4 separate regions of the Homo sapiens genome follow, and regions 1, 2 and 4 are each linked to region 3. The links are chromatin contacts, found by Hi-C or POLR2A ChIA-PET in ENCODE. All regions are on one chromosome and are shown on one strand. Each heading gives the region's core, a stretch centred on a gene start or an enhancer-like site at or near the end of the contact. The rest is flanking DNA. Distances are from core to core; before and after follow the strand shown. Region 1 has its middle 39 kb from the start of LINC03063. Region 2 overlaps LINC03063 (long intergenic non-protein coding RNA 3063). Region 3 holds the start of PIRAT1 (PU.1 (SPI1) induced regulator of S100A8 and S100A9 alarmin transcription 1). Region 4 holds the start of LINC03063 (long intergenic non-protein coding RNA 3063).

The links. Hi-C counts contacts between places; a loop is a spot of excess contacts on that map. ChIA-PET counts read pairs that join two places held with the same protein, here RNA polymerase II (POLR2A). Pooled maps may share reads with other maps.
Region 1: a pooled map shows a loop between it and region 3 (2.0-fold over the local background). The contact joins the enhancer-like site here to the promoter of PIRAT1 in region 3. A Hi-C loop is called at or near these places in 6 of 168 maps with a recorded cell type or tissue (aorta, endothelial cell of umbilical vein, heart left ventricle and 2 more), 2 of 37 single-sample maps with no recorded cell type and 13 of 50 pooled maps. POLR2A ChIA-PET finds 5 or more read pairs at or near these places in 2 of 52 experiments (WTC11 and activated CD8-positive, alpha-beta memory T cell).
Region 2: a pooled map shows a loop between it and region 3 (3-fold over the local background). The contact joins the enhancer-like site here to the promoter of PIRAT1 in region 3. A Hi-C loop is called at or near these places in 1 of 168 maps with a recorded cell type or tissue (Caco-2), 8 of 37 single-sample maps with no recorded cell type and 12 of 50 pooled maps. POLR2A ChIA-PET finds 5 or more read pairs at or near these places in 1 of 52 experiments (IMR-90).
Region 4: a loop to region 3 is called in a map of right cardiac atrium, with 2.0 times the contacts of the local background. The contact joins the promoter of LINC03063 here to the promoter of PIRAT1 in region 3. A Hi-C loop is called at or near these places in 3 of 168 maps with a recorded cell type or tissue (Caco-2, posterior cingulate gyrus and right cardiac atrium), 11 of 37 single-sample maps with no recorded cell type and 7 of 50 pooled maps. POLR2A ChIA-PET finds 5 or more read pairs at or near these places in 2 of 52 experiments (SK-N-SH and activated T-cell).

Annotation. Positions count from the first base shown.
Region 1 is chr2:37,521,528-37,526,342 of GRCh38, reverse strand. No RefSeq gene overlaps it. Among named protein-coding and RNA genes, the nearest start is that of LINC03063, 39 kb to the left of the region's middle. Within about 2 kb of position 2,367, at least 10 of the 41 ENCODE cell types and tissues checked have a DNase peak (open chromatin) inside an H3K27ac peak, as active enhancers do.
Region 2 is chr2:37,583,840-37,588,497 of GRCh38, reverse strand. The region is part of intron 1 of LINC03063 (long intergenic non-protein coding RNA 3063); the gene reads right to left. Among named protein-coding and RNA genes, the nearest start is that of LINC03063, 24 kb to the right of the region's middle. Within about 2 kb of position 2,142, at least 30 of the 41 ENCODE cell types and tissues checked have a DNase peak (open chromatin) inside an H3K27ac peak, as active enhancers do.
Region 3 is chr2:37,872,574-37,877,480 of GRCh38, reverse strand. PIRAT1 (PU.1 (SPI1) induced regulator of S100A8 and S100A9 alarmin transcription 1) reads left to right here and starts at 1,618. Exons shown (of 4, transcript NR_110012.1): 1 at 1,618-1,738.
Region 4 is chr2:37,560,450-37,565,075 of GRCh38, reverse strand. It overlaps LINC03063 (long intergenic non-protein coding RNA 3063), which reads right to left and starts at 2,590. Exons shown (of 2, transcript NR_187223.1): 1 at 2,457-2,590. RefSeq lists cis regulatory regions at 2,447-2,805, 2,963-3,559.

The DNA of each region.
Region 1 (4,815 bases), core at 1,118-3,617, 350 kb after region 3:
ATTTTTTAGCTGGGGGTTTTGTTAAAGTAGTCAGAAAGACCTCTGAGGAGGGACATTTGATACGAGATTGAAAGACACAAAGGATGCAGTCATGGAATATATGTGAAAATTAGAACATCAGCAACCATGAGTAAAGATGACAGTGGACCTGTGTATGTTTCAAACTAAAGTTTTAACTGTTTTTTTAATTTTTAAATTTATTATTTTATTTTCTTTTATTTCATTTTATTTATTTACCTTTAGATGGAGGTCTTGCTATATTGCTCAGGCTGGTCTCAAGCTCCTGAACTCAAACAATCTTCCCGCTTCAGTCTCCCAAATAGCTGGGACTATAGGTGCTTTCTGCCACACCCAGCTTTTGGTTTTGTTGTTTAGTCATTACAATATGTAATTATTTAAGATAATCTCAATAAAAGAGCACATCATGAGATATACAGATAAAACATACATTTTATCTATATCTATTTTTAACTGGTAAGATTGTCAATCCTGTTTCCATACCATATCTGGATGCTTTTGATACATTGGACACGTAGTCACAGGGAATAATTTACATAGATGATTGTTTGGTAGAAATGAAATTCTGGAAGCCTGATTTTTTTCCATTCATTTTTCCAATCATCTCAGATTTCCAAATGGAAAATCTTTGCAATCCCTCCCATAACCTAAGCTACCGTGCAGCCCCATGGACAGACTAACAGGGTGTAGAATGGAGAAATCTTTCTCTAAAGTAAACTAAGAGGAACTTCTAAGTTTTGGGCTCAGTTACCAGCCAGATGGATTGTATACAAGGCAAGAAGTGTTTTGACATTGATTATGAGGACAGAAAATGCCTCCTGGAAAGGTGGCTTGTCCTTGCCCCATTCTGGGCATTTGCAATGCACTTGATAGATTCAGGTCTAATTGAAACCATAAGAAACACCACCTGAGGCAGACCGATAGTCCATCTGGCCCACTGCTCAGGCTCAGACAGAAGCATCCAAAGACTCTGCGTGAGGAGGTCCAATGCCTCATCGGATTTCAGCCATGAGAAGGTAGAAACATACCCTGAAGAGCCCTTACTTTCCTCCGCCAAAATAAGGGATTGTGAGTGAGGCAGTGCTGCTGTCCTCTCCCAAATCTCCCACTTCCTCTCAGGGGAGCTGCCATCTGCTTCCAAGTCCATGAGTGTTCATTTATTAAACAACAGACCTAGCTCCTGACAATGCTTGCCGGGAATGTATACTTCACAATAATAAGCCTTAGACACTGGGGACAAAAATGATCAGAAGCACCATTTTCCCAGGGAATTTATCCACTTGGCAAACCCTGGGCTTGTGAAGACATGGCCTGCCTTCTCCTTCAGTGAAATAAGATAATTGTTTCTGAAGAGTAAAGTTTTATATTTTAGAGTGTTGAGGTCATATCCCCTTCTTTCTATGGGCTCCCCAGGTAAGGAGTTTCATTAAATATTTTCTTTGCTGTGAAATTGCCCTCACAACAGCATCTATCCCTTGGGCTAACCAAAAACTTTAAGGCACAATCTAACCACAAGATTTTCAGTGAAAACCTTTATTTAAATCGTGTGTGTGCATGTGTATGTGTGTGTGTGCATAAACATAGCATGAGTATGTGGCATATGAAAGCTGAAAAATCTCTGATGCTGTCCACATCTCCATCTTTCCACCTGTCCCCCACCTGGCTGGCATGGGCTAGAGGGGCGGGTAGTGTTCTGGTGGCAGCCTCCTGAGACCTAAATGGCCTTTGTTACATACTTCAGAGCTGCTTAACACCCCTGACATGTTCTTAGCTATGAGCTCAGCTCCTGGATTCTTCCAAAATCTGTAGCTCACACTTTTCTTACCTTTCAAATCCTCAAACTATAAAACCTGAAATATAAAGTGCATATAGAGGAGAAGAATGCAGATTGAAACCTTGAGTGCTTGGGAGCTTCCAAGAGTACTTTGCACTCACTAACTAGAGGATGTAAAAGTACCTGTACCCACAGCACACCAGTTGCACAAAGGCATAGAAGTGTTCTTTGATCTAAAAGGATCGGGGAAGCTCTCAGTCACCACGTGCTACCACTTCCCTAGCTGGACAATGCTTTGGAAAACAACTGGATGCATGATTGCATCTTAATTCTAACCCTCCTCCATTTGAAAAATGAGGATACTGGGGCCCAGAGGGATTTGGGGACTTGCCTCAGGTCACAAAGTCAGGGAAGGGCAAGCAGTAACTGGAAGCAGGAATCCAATGTCCTTTTCATTCCACCAGTGTTTGTTGGAAAGAGTATATTTCTGCTTGTGAGGCAATCTTCAGTCTGCAGAGCCGTAGTGTAACGTTTTGGCATGGAGTAGCAGTGTCGTAATCTTCCTCTAACACTTCCCCAGTCCTAAAAACCATATAAGGAATTTGAATCTCTATCATGGTTCCCAATTAGCTTTGACAAACTTGATGTCTTGCCAGCCAGTAAACTACATCACACCCACTGATTCCAACAGGGCAAATCATTCTATTAAACACTGAGACTTAATATCTCAGCTAAAAACAACCATCTGTTCACACTTAATTACCATCTTCCCCAAACATATTTATTTGACAATCTTAAAGAAAACTCCAGTTGCAGAGAGGACTGAGGATTTGAAGGTTTAGCATTTCTGCTTAAGAGCTGTCAGTTAAACTTAAAATTATCTCAGTCCTGGTTCAAGTCCTACTGGAAATAGAAACACACATTTTTCAGATGGTTCCAAAAACATTCTTGCATTTATTTTCTAAAAAGAAAACTTTAAGAACAAATCATGAAAAAAATAAAATAAAATGAGCTGCCTTGCTTTTTCTTTCCCTTTTTTTTTCTTTCTTTCTAGCTTTCTTAAACATACTTGTTCTCGAAAGAAAAAAATTGGAAGGAAAATACTCAGATGCCAGGTGTACCTTTATTAATTGGCTTAACATGCTAGTCAAGAAACCAGCTAGCTACACTAACCACCATCATCATCTCTCTGTGCCTCTCAAAGGAGACTGCTGGGTTTCAATCACTGTACATAAGCAGTTTTTTATTCTCGTGTCACCTCTGTAGAGATCTAATTTACATGTGATCACTTAAAGCCTCTTTTGAATGTTTTAAATAGTCAGAATCTCAATAGCTATCAACTTTTCAGAAGGGGCTTTAGCTTTAATTGTATTGTACATCAGGTATTCTTATAATGTTAAACAGTCAAGAAATTTATAGTAAAGAAAGGAATTCTTTGTCAAGCAAATAAAAAAAAAGCTGATAGCCACAACATTCATAACCAAGACTTTTTTTTTTTTTTTGGCTTAACTATTAGCCACCCCACAAGGCAAAATATCCCTATCCCTAAATTTCGAAAATATTCTATTTGGGGAGTTATTTTTTTGGAGTAAAGAAGAATGAGTTGGACCACCTCTGGCCATCTGTGTGTTTTTTCATTTTTGTAGCCTTTGCTGACTGCAATGCACTCTGGTATCTTGGACTCTCTTGGGGAAAAATAAGCAATTAAGAAGCTTTCCAGAGACCAACAGTTGTATAGGAACGACTTGCAAACAACATTTCATCACTCAGGGAATAAACATCATTGCTTATGATGTACCAATTTCTCTGCTAATATCTGGGAATACAACCATAAGCCGGATAAACAAGTTTGTTGTCTTCCTGGAGCTTCCAGTCTAGAGAGAGAGAGACTAAGAATGCTGCTTAAATAACAACATACATAGAAGAAAAATGATCTGTCAAAAAAAATCTGGCTTTTTAAAAGTAATTTTCAAAAAACGGTGAATATACTGTTTCAATATTTTAAATACTGACCTATAAAAAAAGGAATTAGCATCTATTTCATTGCTACTATATGCAAAGGGCTTTCCATATATTTTTATTTAATTTTCACAGAGATCTTTGTAAGTAGATATTAAGAACACTGAGGCTCAAAAGTTGAAGTCTCCAAAACGAAAACATGGCCTGTAAGGGATAAAGCCCAGTAATACCATCCACATTCATCTGATTCAAAAGTCCATGCATTTTCCCCTACACTTCCTGATTTCCTTGACTAGGCTTTGGCACCTTAGCCGAAACGCTCACATTTCTTCAGACTTCTCTTTCAACAGTGTACAAGGAGGCACACAAGGTTCTCTAGCTGATATCTTTATCTCTGATTCGAATAATTATCTGAAAGTCCAAAAACTTCATTTAACCTTAAGTAAAATCTTCAGACAACCCCACCCCCATCTCCAGTAGCAACACAGTCTGATGTTTCATAATTCCTCAAGCATGCTAGCACTGAATGAACTTCAACTTGCTTAGCAAATTTTCATTGCAGACGAAGTTTCTGTGCTAATCTGGAATTGATACCTTATAAGAATACAGCCCAAATTGGGAAGTTGAAGAGTTTATATATCTCAAAATTCCTTAGTCATAAAATAATGAACTAGCAACAAAAACGTCTACCTTCCTAAAGCATATTACAATCTGACTGCACAAGTCTTTTGTTCTAAACACTTATAAAGGGAAGTGGATGGTCCTACTGGAATCCTACTAGACATATAAATGAAGAATTTTATATTACATTTTGTAAAAAGTTTATTCTCCCTCAATATTTAAGGGAATTAGCTGGCAACATTGGCCAATAAGCAACCCACATTTACCTACAGAATCATTTTTAAATATTTTACTTTTTTAAAAAAGTACACATTTTGCTTCCAGTATGTAGCACCAAAGGCCCATTCCAGGGCATCCCTCCCACTGAATAAACTAAAACCTCTCAAAAACAAAAATATAGAAGGAAAGTAAGGGGAAAGGTAGATTCAAGAATCCTTAACAAA
Region 2 (4,658 bases), core at 893-3,392, 290 kb after region 3:
AGTCCAACCTTCTCATGTCACAATTTAAAAAGTAACTCCCTTATAAATGACTTGCTCAGGCTCACTTAGCTGGTGAGTCACCAAACCAGTTCTGTGACCCCATATCTAGTTACTAATTATAACAACCTTTCTTATAACCATAAGCATTTACAGGGTACTCTATTACTACCGTTATTGCTATTGTTATGTACACAAGGTTACAAAAACTAAATAATAATAGAACTAGAACTAGACTCTATGTTCTAGGCCTAAACTCACATTCAACACCTTTTTTCACTTTAAGAGTAACTTTCAAGCTATGTCCCATAAAGTCTTGGGTGTCTGTGGAGATGCCTAAAGCAGAAACTGGCAAGACAGAGAGTCAGACTCTCCATCCTCACTTTTCTATCTTTTATATTTCTATGAAGCAAGAGCTCCACTACTTAAAAAAAAAAAATGAAAACCACTGTAAGCCATGATATCCACCATGCAATCACTAAGAATGAAATCAGGTCAGACACTGTGACTCACACGTGTAATCCTAGCATTGTGGGAGACTGAGGCAGGAGGATCGCTCAAGGCCAGGAGTTTTTTACTAGTCTGGGCAACATAGCAAGACCCCCATCTCTACAAAAAAAAAATTTTTTTTAATTAGCCAGGTGTGGTAGCTATAGTCCTAGCTACTCAGGAGGCTGAGGTGGATGCCATCACTTGAGCCCAGGAGGTCAAGGCGGTAATGAGCTATGATTGCACCACTCTACTCCAGCCTGGGTAACACAGCAAGATTCTGTCTCAAAAAAACAAAACAAAACCAAAAGAATGAATCAGTGACGAACAAAGGATAGGACCATATACCCAAGGCCCTCAATATCAGTGGTTCCCCATCTGCCGATTCAATCAACTGTTCATAGAAATATGTGTGGGGAGGAGAGGAAAATAAAAAATAACACAAATCAAAAACAATATACTACAACAACCATTTACATAGCATTTACATGGTATTAGGTATTATTAGTAATCTAGAGATGATTTTAAATATGTGGGAGGATGTACATAGGTTGTATGCAAATATTATGCCATTTTCTACCAGGGACTTAAGCATCCCAGGATTTTGGGATCTTCTGGAGCCTTGGAACAAATTCCCTGCATGACTGTACCTTGATCTTAAAAAATAGGGGTAGAAAATAGCTTATGAGAAGTGAAGCAATGGGTTTGAAATAAACTTAACAAGTCCTGTCTCCTTTTCTATTGACAGGCTTTCTGCCCTGCCCCCGACCCCAGGAAGCTCAGGAAAGCTTAGTGAGACAGCAGGAAATCTAAAACACAGAATCTGTCTTCAGCAAAACTGAATAGTTTTCAATCTTCACAACACCCACTTTCACCACCCTTCACCATGGAAGCTTGGCCACCTTCCTTACTGAAATGAAATAGACCTGACTGCATCAACTACATAATGTTTATTCCCTGAGTGTCTACAAGTGCTATTGTCCCAAATGTCGACTGTGGAATATCTCATCCCACTCTGGAATTTGCATCTGGAAAAGTTTAAACTCTGGGAGAGGCCAATTGTTAATCCACAGGTGGAATTTCATGTCCCTTTGTGTCTTTGACTTGTCAGTCTCCAATTTATTACTCACATGAAGATAATTTCATTCTCTGGACTCAGAGAGGCAGAAAACAAGGAGGGGATATGAATGTGTTGGTCAAAGTAAATAAGCAGATGATTTTTATGATAGGCTAAATTGAACTATCATAGCCTCATGATTTTGAAAAGCTCTTTCCAAAGCTGAATTTACCTGCGGAGAGGTGTTTAGAAACCCCCTTTTGGTTTATAGTTCAGTCATGCTCCTATCTCCCCCCTTCAACGTAACATTCTGGATCAACTGCCCCTGTGTAACCAATTCTCATACTTAAAGTATAAAACTAGGAAGGATTTTTTCCTCCATTCTGAAAATTAATCTTTCACCTTAGGAAAAGATTTATACTTCTGAGTCATAGAAAAGCCAACACCCTCCAGCACTTAGAAGCAACCTCAGAAAAAGAAAAAGGAATGAAAACAGTGAATCAATTTCCCTTTCCACACAGATCTGAGAGATGAGATAGTTCTCGTGTCTGCCAAGGGGCTTCCGGCTCCGACAAGTTGAGTCAGCATGCTGCAAATCGTTCTAGATGGTTTTTGGACCACATGTGACAGCTAGAAGAAACTAAACTGGGTCAGGCTAACTTTTGCAAGGTGCCTTAGGATTTTAAGAGCTAAAAGGAAACTATAACTCAGTTTTGTGGCTCTTGTGATCAATACGATGTGAGGGTAAATGGTAGCAATGTGACCAGGCATGCTGCCCTCTCTTGCCTTTTGTAAGTGTCGTTACTATTATAATAAGACTCATGGGTGTGGCATCCATGAGGAGGTGCTGCTCAGATCTCCCTTTAAGAGAGAATCTGCTCGACTGTAGTGATCATTTCAGTGTGTATATGCATATCAAAATATCATGTTGTACACCTTAAACATAAACAATAAATTTAAAACTATAAACAACTTTTAAAAAGATAATATTTAGTGAGAAGTGTAGTTATCTGCCACCCTACAGCTGTCACAGCTGTGGGATCCATTACAGCATCCATACCAGGGCCACGCTTCTCCAGAGCTGCTCCTAGCCAATGATTGAGCATGGGGAGAGGGGACAGAGGTAGGAGTCTGCTAGGGCTGGGCATGCCTGCCCTACTGGGAAACTGTTGCTTCGGATGTCCCTATCAGCCTAGCCAAGACTTTCTCAGAGCTGCCCTGCAGGCTGAAACTCTACCTGCCCGATTCTTCTTCCTTCCTGCTCTCCCTTTACAGATGTGAGACTTGCATCATGGTCTGAGACTTGTCCCACCTGTTCCTGCTCCCTCTCCCTTTATCCTTCACAGGCATCACCCCCTAGTCAACGTTTTGCATTCCTAATTCCATCTTGGTGTCTGTTTCCTGAAGGAAATGAGCAGAGGCAGGTGGAGAGGGGCAGGTCTTTCTTCTCTCACCCCATCTCTAACCTCTCCTCCTCATGTTGCCTTAACTTTCCAGCCAGCCCACGCCTTCCCCCTTAAGCAGCAGCTGTGGCCTTCAGCAGTGTTTACCCTTGGCAGTCATGTGGTCCTTTTGCCATTTACTTTCCCAACAGAAACACCAACCCTAAGCAGATTGGAAACAGCACATGTGTCTTTATAAACTGAAAGTAAATATGAAAAGCCAAAGAGGTGCTGAGATAGTAGGGCCAAGTCTGTTCCACCTGAAGATTTGAGGAGTGTGTGTGTGTGTGTGTGTGTTTGTTTGTGTGTGTGTGTGTGTGTGTGTGTGTGTGTGTGTTTATTATCACTTGGGGGAGGAGGTGGCAGATATCCCCAAATTAGAAATAATCTTCTCATGATTTTGAGAAAGAATGAATACAAATGTATCATTCTACCTTTTCAATACCATTGCCTACCCCAAAGTTACCAGATCACTTAGCAAATAGCAGAATGATTTCACCTGTTTTCTTCTTTTTCCCTCTCTACTTTCATAAATCAGTAAGATAGTCAAAAGTTGGCAGGGAAGAAAGTCAGGGAGAATAAATATGAATGAACTGAATAAGCCACAAACTATTCAATCAATGTTTAATCAAGCAATTGTACAATTTAGAATGGCCATTGTCCTGTTTTAATTTTTTCAACTAATCTATCCAAGTGATCGTGTCATTTTAATTGCAAAAATGAAAAAGACCTAGGAAATCAAGAAGACAGTGAGTAAAAAGGAACAGCTGGGTGTGACTGAGTTGCCTGCTTGGAAGCAAGCAGAAAGATGTAAAGTGTTTGAAAATTCCTTCCACCGTTGGATTCTAAGGTGAGGAAATTAATTTTTAAAATTAAAACACAGACCTAATTCCTTTCTACTGACACCTGCTTAGTGTATGGACTCTGTTCACTTTTGCTTGAAACATAAAAGATGGCTTATCTCAGTCAAATTCTGTCTACCCCATAGGGATTTCATTCTCAGCATGCCAGAAACATTTAATCCTTTCTCTTTCTCTCTCTTTCTCTCTCCCCTCACTCTCTCTTCTCTTTTTGCTTCTTTCTTCTCTCTCTCTCTCTCTTTCCTTCTCTTCTAAAATTTTCCCAAAGCCTACAAGGACACCCTATGTGCAGTACTTTGTTGAATTAGAGGTTACACCATCGGCACTAACAAATACTTTAAGATTTCTTACGCCTTCGACCTTATCACTCCCAACCCCTCACCAACAAAGGGGGGAAATTCATATTAAATTATCTGGGCTGAGTATCATGGCAAATGTGTACACCCTGCCTTCCCCGATTCCTTCCATCTGTGTATGGCCTAAACAGCTGACTGGGACAGTCTTTCATCTTTAATCTAATCAACTAACTTTCCCATGGGAAACAGCCAATGAAGCCCAAATCTGCGTACCAAACTCTTTTTAGCCCAGGCAGCTCACTACATCTGACATTCCAAAAAAAAAAAAAATCAGTAAAAGTGGCTGCTATGAGTCACAAAAGACAAACAGCATTCCTGAAAGAAATGAACAATCACTAGAAGAAACACATTAGTGCTTGCTTTGGGAACCCTATAGGTCTCTATAGATCTGAATGAATGGTATTTAGGCCTGAATTCTCTGCATCTCTAGGATATCTTCTATTTGCTGTTTAGTTTT
Region 3 (4,907 bases), core at 369-2,868:
CTAGGGAAAACCTCCTGAGCTATTTGTAAAATTTCATTCTCAGGATTAAAACAAAATATAGTAAAATTTGATTATCCAGACAAAAGATGGATTTATATTTCTCTATTAGACAGATTTTATTTCTGCACCTTAATTTTAGCAAGGGATGAATATTAAGACAACTATGAATTTAGTTGACAAAAAACTCACATATATCTGACTTCCAGAGTCCTGAAGGTGGTATAGAGGAGTATGGTAGTCAAGATAAAAACAAAACAAATTATTATATGACCTTTGAGTATATCACTTAATGTCTCAGGACAGAAGTTTTCTCATTTGTAAAACTGAAATATTTCTTGCCTAATTCACATGGCAGTTGCAAGGATCAAATACAGTAAAGTAGTATAAACACCTTGAGAATTGTCATGTTCTTTCCAAATATGCTTTTTTTCATCTTTACCATACAATCAACCCAACCACCTATAGGTAAAATCATAACACAAGGAAAATTGGAATTCAGAATAAAATACTTGAGCATTAAATTTCCTCATTGGTCCAAAAGCACTTTAATAGGCTTTGGTGAATTAGATTCGTGCAAGAAAAGGGACTAATGTATTTTCAACCATCAAAGGAGTGTTTAGCTTAATAATCAGCTACCCAGAAAATGAAACAGAAAAACACTTGAATCCAAAGCACCGAAGTGAACTGAAGCGGCCTCCACTGTCCTCCCCTAACTGTCCGCACGGCCTGTCCTCTGTAGGAGTGTCCTTGTGTACGTGTGGAGGTTGTGGACACACATGCCTAGGGTTACAGATGCTCTACAGACTTAACTCAGTATAGTGAAGCTGCAGAGATAGTCATAGCCCTAAAGAAGCCTATCTGAGAGCTTTCCTTTGGGTTTTACAAGAGGCATAGATATTTATTCTGCTCTTCTTTTAACAAAAGACTCCCAAATATTTGCTGAAGATGTAGAGTATTGCCATTTCTGCTTCAAAAGCTCTGAGCCTCTCACGGCACCTGTTGCTGCTGCCCCAAGAGCGGAACACACCCTCCACACCAGCAGCCCCAGGACTAGATTCAGCTTCTCAGTGAACCACTTCCATGCTCCACGATGTGCTCTGGGCTTTGGGGACTTAAAACATCGCAGCCGCGGCATAACAGAGATGCGTCAGCTTCTAAAGTCGTAGTGGGCAGTTCTAGAAACCTGACCCTTTCTTCTGCTGCTACAGATTCTATTGGCTTCTGGAGATTCAGAGACGTCCTTCCTCAAGAAGGAACCTCTGCCTGGCCTTCAGCAGGGCCACTGTCATGTGCGATATTCACTTAGAGCCTTATCACATTTGTGGCTGTAGAGGTGTTTGCGTGCCTTGTTTAATTTATCCCACTAGACTGTAAGTTCAGGGCAGATGGGGGATGTCTGGTTTTTGTTTTTTTTTTTTTTGCCTAATACTGTGTCCCCATGCTGGGCACAGACCTAGCACAGAGTAGGTGCTTGGCAAAGAGCTTTTGAATGAATGAATGATTGGCTGTAGTCTTCCTGGGAAAGGGCTGGCAGGCAAGGAAGTGTTAAACCAGCCACTAACCGCCCAGGCTGACCAGCCTTCTCCCTATCTCCCAGGCCTTTCGAACGGAGCCCGGGGAGGACAGGCTGGCAGAGGAGGGAGGAGGGTTTCTAGCTGAGAGAGACTGCGGCTGTGGGCCTGCAGCCTACCCCTCTTCAAGCTCTCCGGAGCCGTTCCTGCGAAACCAGCCCCCACAAGTGAGTGTCTGCGGCCCCCTCCCTCCTCTTTCCCTTATTGCTCCCTGTGGGGATGGGGCTGACACCGAGCTTGATCCTAAGTAAAAGTCTGTTCTAACAGGAAGCAAATAATGTTCCTCCCCTGACGGAGGTGTTTCCTTCTCAAAGAAGTTACAAAGGGCTCTTTTCAGAGAGAAAGGGGCTGGGAATAGTGTGTGGCCTCACTGCCGTCTGCCTTGGGTGGAGCCAGCACGTTCTGGAATCCAGGGGCTTCCTCTTCTAAAGAGGCGCCGGGCCATGCACTGAAACGGGGTGGCCCATCCTCTGGGAGCCCCAGTCCCCTTACCTGCTTGATACAAGCATCCTCTGGAAGTGCCTAGGGTCATTGCCAAGGCCCCTGTTTTCTTTTCTTGGCTTCCAGGACGCCGTAGTCTGTGTTCTTCCTCCCGCCCTGCAGTTCCCTAGCTGGATTCTCTTCCTCGCTGTGATCTCTTCATCCCTGGTTCCCCAGCGCTCTGTCCTGAGCCCCCTTCTCGAACCACACTCTCGTCTGAGTGAGCATATTGAGCTTCATGGCTGTACATTTCCTCCCCGTGCCGAGGAATCCCACACACTTAGTTCCAGCGCCCAGCTCGCCCCCACCTCATCCAGGTCCTTACATCCCCCTGCAGACTCTGTCTCCACTCCACCTCATTGGTGTTTCCCACTCACTAGATCTAAAGCCAAACTCTTGATCCTGACTTCTCCACCCACCAGCTTGCCTTTCTCTTCATCTTCCCCATCTCAGAGAGCGGCTCGGTCCCGAACTGTCTCTTTCCTTCACACCCTTCATCTAACACACAGCAAGGCTTCTCAGCTCTACCTTCAAAATCTACTCCTCATCTTTCTTCTTCCCACCACCGCCACTCAAACGCCCTCGGCCTAGAGGGATCAGACCCATACTACCTGGCTCCTGAACCTCTGCAAGAGTCTCTGATCTTTCTGCTTCCACTCCTGTCTTGCTACAGACTATTCTTCTGACAGCAGCCGGGGTGATCTTTTCAACTACCAGACCGTGTCACCTTGCTTAAAACCAGCTGGGGCTTCCCTCACACGCAGCATGACACTCAAACTCCACACGACAATCTAACCAGCCTCACCAACTGTGGCCCTGGCTTGTCCTTCTGACTTAGCTTCTGTCTCAGCTCAGGCTACACTGGCCTTCTTGGTATTCCTCAGCCCCCCAGCTTGTCACTGCCCAGCCTTTGCACTGTGTCCTCTCTCTGGAGTTCTTTCCCTCAGGTCTTCAGGTGGCCTTGCTCTCGGGCTTTCTGGAGAGACTTAAAAGCCATATCCATGGAGAGGCTGAGTTTGGCCACCTACCTAAGGTAGCCTCTCATCACTCTCCATGCCTTCGTCTGGCTTTCCTTTTGATTGAGCACTTGTTACTACTTGTGTTCAGCTCTTAGATGAGGGCACAAGGAACTCTGGCGGGTTTAAGTAGAAGAAGGATTTATGTGTAGACTTTGACAGCTCCAGGAATGTTTGGGAAGGCTTAGTGGTTTATAGCCAAGAAGAGTGCACGCATTGCACGAATTGGTGGGATCTCTGCTGCCCCAGCTGCCACTGGTTATGTCACCAATGCTACCGTCCCAGATACTAACACTGCTGGAACCCGCTGTCACCAGCACCCTTGGAATCCCCATCTTTCTGCAGCTGCTGCCATCTCCTATGAGGGCTTTCTCAGTCTCTTTGTCCTTGAGTCATTGGTTCCTAACTCAAATTGTGGGCCAGTGTGTCTGGCTGGTGGAGCCTTGGCCACAGGCCTTGGCTCCTTCTACAAGAGAGGCTGATAAAACCACTATCAGGCATTTTCAAATTCTATGTAATGGACCATGGGCTCTGCTTATCCACCAGATTCCATGAGGTAGGGAATCTCAAACATAGGATGGAGGTTCAGATTCTGGGTAACCAAAAAACAACGATAAGCATGCCCTTGACTAGCTGGCTTTCTAGTATATATTTACGTGTTTATGTGTCTATTGCCTAGCTACTACATTAGAATGAAAGCTAGATGAGGTCAGGCACTTTGTCTTTTTCCCTCTGTATTCCGAGAGTTCAGAACAGTGGCTGCACAGAAGTGACCCTTGATAACTACTGAATGAATATCAGATACTGTATTGAAGGTGTCAGCAATTAGAAAGATTAAACAGTCTCATTGTTGCTACCATTCCTTCTTTAGGTGGCTGATGCTCCTGTCCCTCTTCTGGCCTGATTGCTCCCTCTCCTGACCCCTAAGGTAAAAGCCAGCCAACTTGGGAGATATAGTTTGCCGGTAAAAGAGACAAGCAGACAGGGTCAGGTGCTCCATGCCAGGAAAGGAAGCCAGTTAGTGACAAAGGAGAATCCCAGGGGACTTCAGGGAGGGAAGACATGGCTACCGAAGGGCACAGGGCCAGGGCATGTGCAAATTATATTGTTGAGACAGTGAGAATGCCCTACCTTGCCTGCCACTTCTTTGAGGAGAAGAGAGTAGAGTCGCAGGAATGAAGGCTCCTTTTAACCATCCTGTGCCTTCAGACTCAGGGAGTCTGATGGAGGTGGTGGGGTTGGGGAAGGGAAATGGGGGAGGGAGTACAGTGGCTGGAGAGCTGGGGTCAGTAAACAGAAGGCATGGTGGAAAAAGTTCCCATTCTACCTCCTTAAGTTTCAGAAACCTGTTGTTTTCCAAGCCCAGTGACTCCCTCTGATATGTAGCCTGCAGGGGTGGAAAGTGTCTGAAGTGTCTGAATGTGTGTGTGTGTGTGTGTGTGTGTGTGTGTGTGTGTGTGTGTGTGTCTGTAGGGTTGGGAGGAGAGCAAGTGGAAAGAATGAAAGCTTGCCAGGCTAGGTAGGGAGGAGGAGACGACAGTCTTGCACTGCCAGGGGGTCACAGTGCTATCCCGTTACTGCTCTAGGCTCTACCTCAAATGCTCGGTAGCTTTATCCTCTCTCTTTTAACATTCAGCCTTTAAGTATTTTGAACATGCATGTAATTGGGGATGGGAACAGCTGTCATGACTGTCTTGCTGTAGGTCTGGACGCATTATATGTAGCAGGTGCATATGAGCAAGAGCTCAGGCCACTTGCCCAGCCATCCTTACTGTCCTGGATGAGGGATCAGGGCCATGGGGTTAATGCTCTGATGGGATCTAGGCCTCCTGACCAGCTG
Region 4 (4,626 bases), core at 1,341-3,840, 310 kb after region 3:
GTGATGGTTGCACATATCTACGAAAATACTAAAAACCACTGAATTGTACATTTTAACAGATGAAGTTTATGGTATGTGAATTATATGCCAATTTTTAAAAATTGATTAAGAAATAAAATAGGACACAAAACTTAAAGAACATTAAAAACTACGTTGTGAATTAAAATGAATCCCAGGGCCAATGCTGGCCTGTTGATTTTAGTGTTGCCAGAGCTGGACTTGCCTTTCTTTCTCTTTGTTTCACTCACATTTGGAACTGCAAACATAGGCTTTTCTAAAACACATTGTGTGCCTTTGCAGCTCACATCCAATGCCCAAATCGGGTCCGTCACCCAGGCTATTGGGCCTACTCTCAAGTGGGTTTTGATCTGGCCCTAATTCTATAGACAGTGTGAGCCTCGGGGATCTGGCTTCACCATTTCCACATTGTGAGTGGTGATCGTTTCTGTCAAAAATAATCATCTGTCTTTCATTGTAGTGCAGATGATACCCAAATGTTACCCTCATCCATCAAACTGTCAGGTTAATTGTTTATAAAACATCCGGAGCTGGTTGTCACAGAACATCAGCAAACTCAGACCAAATAAAACAGAATGCTCTGGTTGGATACAACCCCTGTGTGAAGCAGAGCCCTGATGACATTTATGGGAAACAAAGATTCACAAACACCTTCCTTAATCCAACGACCATCAGAAACCTAGGGGTGATGTTACCGTCCTGAGACACTGAGCAAAACTGCCCTCGAATAGCTTAGTTTTTCTCTTCCTAGAATGTTTTTCGATCATTTGAAAACTACTTCCAGTCCTAAAAGACTGAAGACAGGTAAAGTTTATGGTATGTGAATTATATATCAATGTTGGCTTTAAATTCAGCTTTTAATTTGGCTTTGTTGGCTTTAAATTTCTGCCATGGTCCAGCATGAAGATGGACAATGCAGTTTCCCTGCCTGCCTTTGCTGCAATCATGACTCTCAGACAAATATAAAAAGAATACTCATATATTTTATTTAACTTACTAATTAATAAGGTAAACAGTAAGATGTTAGGACTCATTTTTTAAAAAAATTTTGAGAATCTGGGTATCTATTTAAAAAAAATAACTGGTCCATGTCTTACCAGGCAAGAAACTTTTCAGGGATGATTCTTCCATGAGACAGAAATTTTTTGCAGCTTCTTTTGGAAAAAATCCACAAGTTAATCTTGTCTGCATAGTTTTAAAATAGGCAACCCATGGAAAATTAAACCTAGTACTTCACTGAAGAACACTCAGGACTCTCTTTTGGCTGTTTTGAAGTTTCTAGTAACTTCCTGAGAGGCCACTGCTGCCAGAACTAGGAACCAACTCAGGGAGGCTTGTGGGAACTAAGTCTTTACCACCTAGTGCTAAAAAATAAACGGAACGGTTTTTCGAAAAATACACAAAATTATCCTCAAAGCAGACGTGCAAAGGCCACTATCTCCCTCCTTCCCACAGCCCTCGGACACTCTGTGATCCAATTTCTTTACCTTAAATGTAACCCACTGTTGTTTAATGGGAAGAAGAAAGAGGAAAACAAACCTGCTAAGAAAGTGGACCAGACAAATCCAACTCAAGAATCCCCGCCCTACAAGTGTGCAGAATGAAAATACTCAAAGAGGTCTTCAACTATTTGGATGCCATGACTTCTTGAAACAGACAAATGCAATTTTGAGAGTAGTTTGAATGATTTTAGAACCTAGCAGGAATATTTGTCATAAGATAAAAAAGGCATCAACTCATTTCCCCTCCTGCCACCTCCATTCCCTGCTCTCCACCAGAGCTCCTCAAAGCTCAGGAAAGGAAGGCAAACAACAAAAAGAAACAACAACAACAAAATCAAGTTTCTAAAATTCTATTATTTATGGAAGGTAAAACTAATGACACAGCATAGTTGGGGTTTCTTACAGAATCAGTGTGCATTGCATAAGACTATTTTAAATTATGTCCTGACATGGTGGCTCATACCTGTAATCCCAGCACTTTGGGAGGCCGAGGTGGCTGGATCACTTGAGGTCAGCAGTTCGAGAACAGCCCGGCCAACATAGTGAAACCCCATCTCTACTAAAAATACAAAAGTTAGCTGGTTGTGATGGCGCATGCCTGTAATCCCAGGTACTCAGGAGGCTGAGGCAGGAGAATCACTTGAACCCGGGAGGTGGAGGTTGCAGTGAGCTGAGATCGTACCACTGCACTCCAGCCTGGGTTACAAAGTGAGACTCTGTCTCAAAAAAATAAAAAAGACTTTTAAATTATAATGAAATTTTATAGCTGTTGAATTTCTATTTTATAAATATATCTACTCTAAAGTAAAATTGTTTCTCTATAACACCTACAGGTCATATGTATGATTGTTAGGTTTATTTGCTGCTTAGTCCTTGATCAGAAATGCAACTCCCAAATATAATATAGTAGGCCCCCTTACCCATAGTTTCAGTTACCTGAGGTCAATTGTGGTCCAAAAATATTAAACGGAAAATTCCAGAAATAAATAATTCATGAATTTTAAATGGCATGCTGCTGTGAGTAGCTTGATGAAATCTCCAGCCTTCCTGCTCCGTCCCACCAAGGATGTGAATCATCCCTTTGTTCAGGGGATCCGTGCTGTCTGCCTCCCCACCCATTAGTCACTTTGTAGCCATCTAGATTATCAGATCAACTGTCACTGTACTGCAGTGCTTGTCTTGAGGAACCCTTATTTTACTCAATAATGGCCCCAAAGCACAAGAGTGATTATGGTAGCATACTGTTATAATTGTTGTATTTTATTAGTTTTTCATCTCTGTGCCTAATTTATAAATTAAACTTTATCATAGGTAGGTATGTATAGGAAAAAAACATAGCATATACAGGGTTGGGTACTATCCATGTTTCAAGCATTCACAGGGGGTCTTGGAATGTATCCCCCAGAGATGAGGGGGGACTACTGTATTCCTCATGTAGTATTTTTGTGAGACTATTCTTTTTGTGTTTTAGCATGAGGTTATCAGGAACTTGTCACTCCTGCATGGGCTCAGTTACATGGGGGAAAAATAATCCCAGAATTTCACTGGCCTCAAACAACAAAGCTATATTGCTCATTCATGCTACATGATCACCTCGGGTTGACAGGGACTCTACTTCCCTGGCCCTTACTCAGGGATTCAGGCCAATGCAGTAGCCACTATCACAAGCCTTTCTGGATATAACATCAGAAAGAAAGAAAGAAAGTGTGACTCATAGCACACTCATGCATAAAGTTTTCACCCAGGACTGACACCTGACACTTTCTCTCACGTTTCATTGGCCAAAGCAAGCCATGTGGCCATGCCTAATCTCAAAGAGGCAGGAAATGCAATCCTGAAGAAGAGAGATAAAATTCGTAACTAACACTAGTGACCACCAAAATTTGTTTTGGAAAATAGAGCCTCCTGTTTTTAAACAAGTTTTATTCTTTTAGCTACATTAAATTACCTATTAACCAGCCACATCTTGACGGTGTTAGAATTCTAAGGATGGATTTTAATCTATTAATTTAAACTTCCATTCATCTGAAACATCAACCAAATACAGATTTTTTGTGTGTGCCCTTTGTTTTAGGCAAAATGCCATAAAAATTAATAAGACAAAATCCTACAAACAGATCCCAGGTTGGGTAATTTGGTCTTGTGCCAGAAGGCACAGCTTTCTTTTCTGGAAAGGACCCAGGTTTGGGATTGGCTATAGTTCCTCTTTCCATAAAGTCTGAATCTGTCAACCTCCACAGCATAGAGGATTCATTTGTCACACCTGGCATGCATCTGAGGAATGAATTAACACTGGTGTTTTAAGGAAATTTCATTTTAGCAAATTTTGGTTAGCAGGTGATTTTGTGGTTTCAACTTTATTTCCATATAATTAATTTCCTACAGCCAGCTTAGAGTTGCTGAATCCAGACTTCAAAGCATAAAATCCCCCCGACATGGCATGGTTAGGTGCAGGTGGAACAAAAGTAGCCACTGCCAAGGATCTCAGGAGGTCAGAGGCCAGGTTCAAGGCCTTTGTGGAATGTGTACAGCAAGTGTCAGCTCGACAAGAGTCCAATAAGGAAAGAATGGTTCAGAGTCCACTCTGGCAAAAAACTGAAAATAATCTCCTCTAATCAAAAGGTCTTGAAAGAAGGTTACAGGAGCACTTGCTGTCAAATAATACAAAAAGCAAAAGTAAGCAGGTCGTATAATTCTAAGACGTGGATAGATGTAGAAAGCAAATACTTTCTACATAATAAAACTATTAACCAGATTAGGTTATTTCATTGCAGTTTCTGGATCTTTCAGTAACGTAATTGGCTCCTTCGTGTGTCAATGAGGATCCTGGCAGGAAAGAAACAGCACATTCAGCTGGGATTTTGAAGGACATTTTTAGTGGTGGGATCCTTCACAGAGGTGTGGCCAGGATTAAGGGAACCACGGCGGGTGTTGAGGAACCCAAAAACTACCAGCGGCAAGAAGCCACTACTATCACTAGGCCTAAAGAGGCAGGGGACAGGAAATAATATTATCAGAGCTTGGTAAGAGCAGCCACCATAGAAGAAGAAAGCCCTCCAGACTCTGTGACCATAGAGGAACATGGCTGCTCTTAAGACAGTGCCAG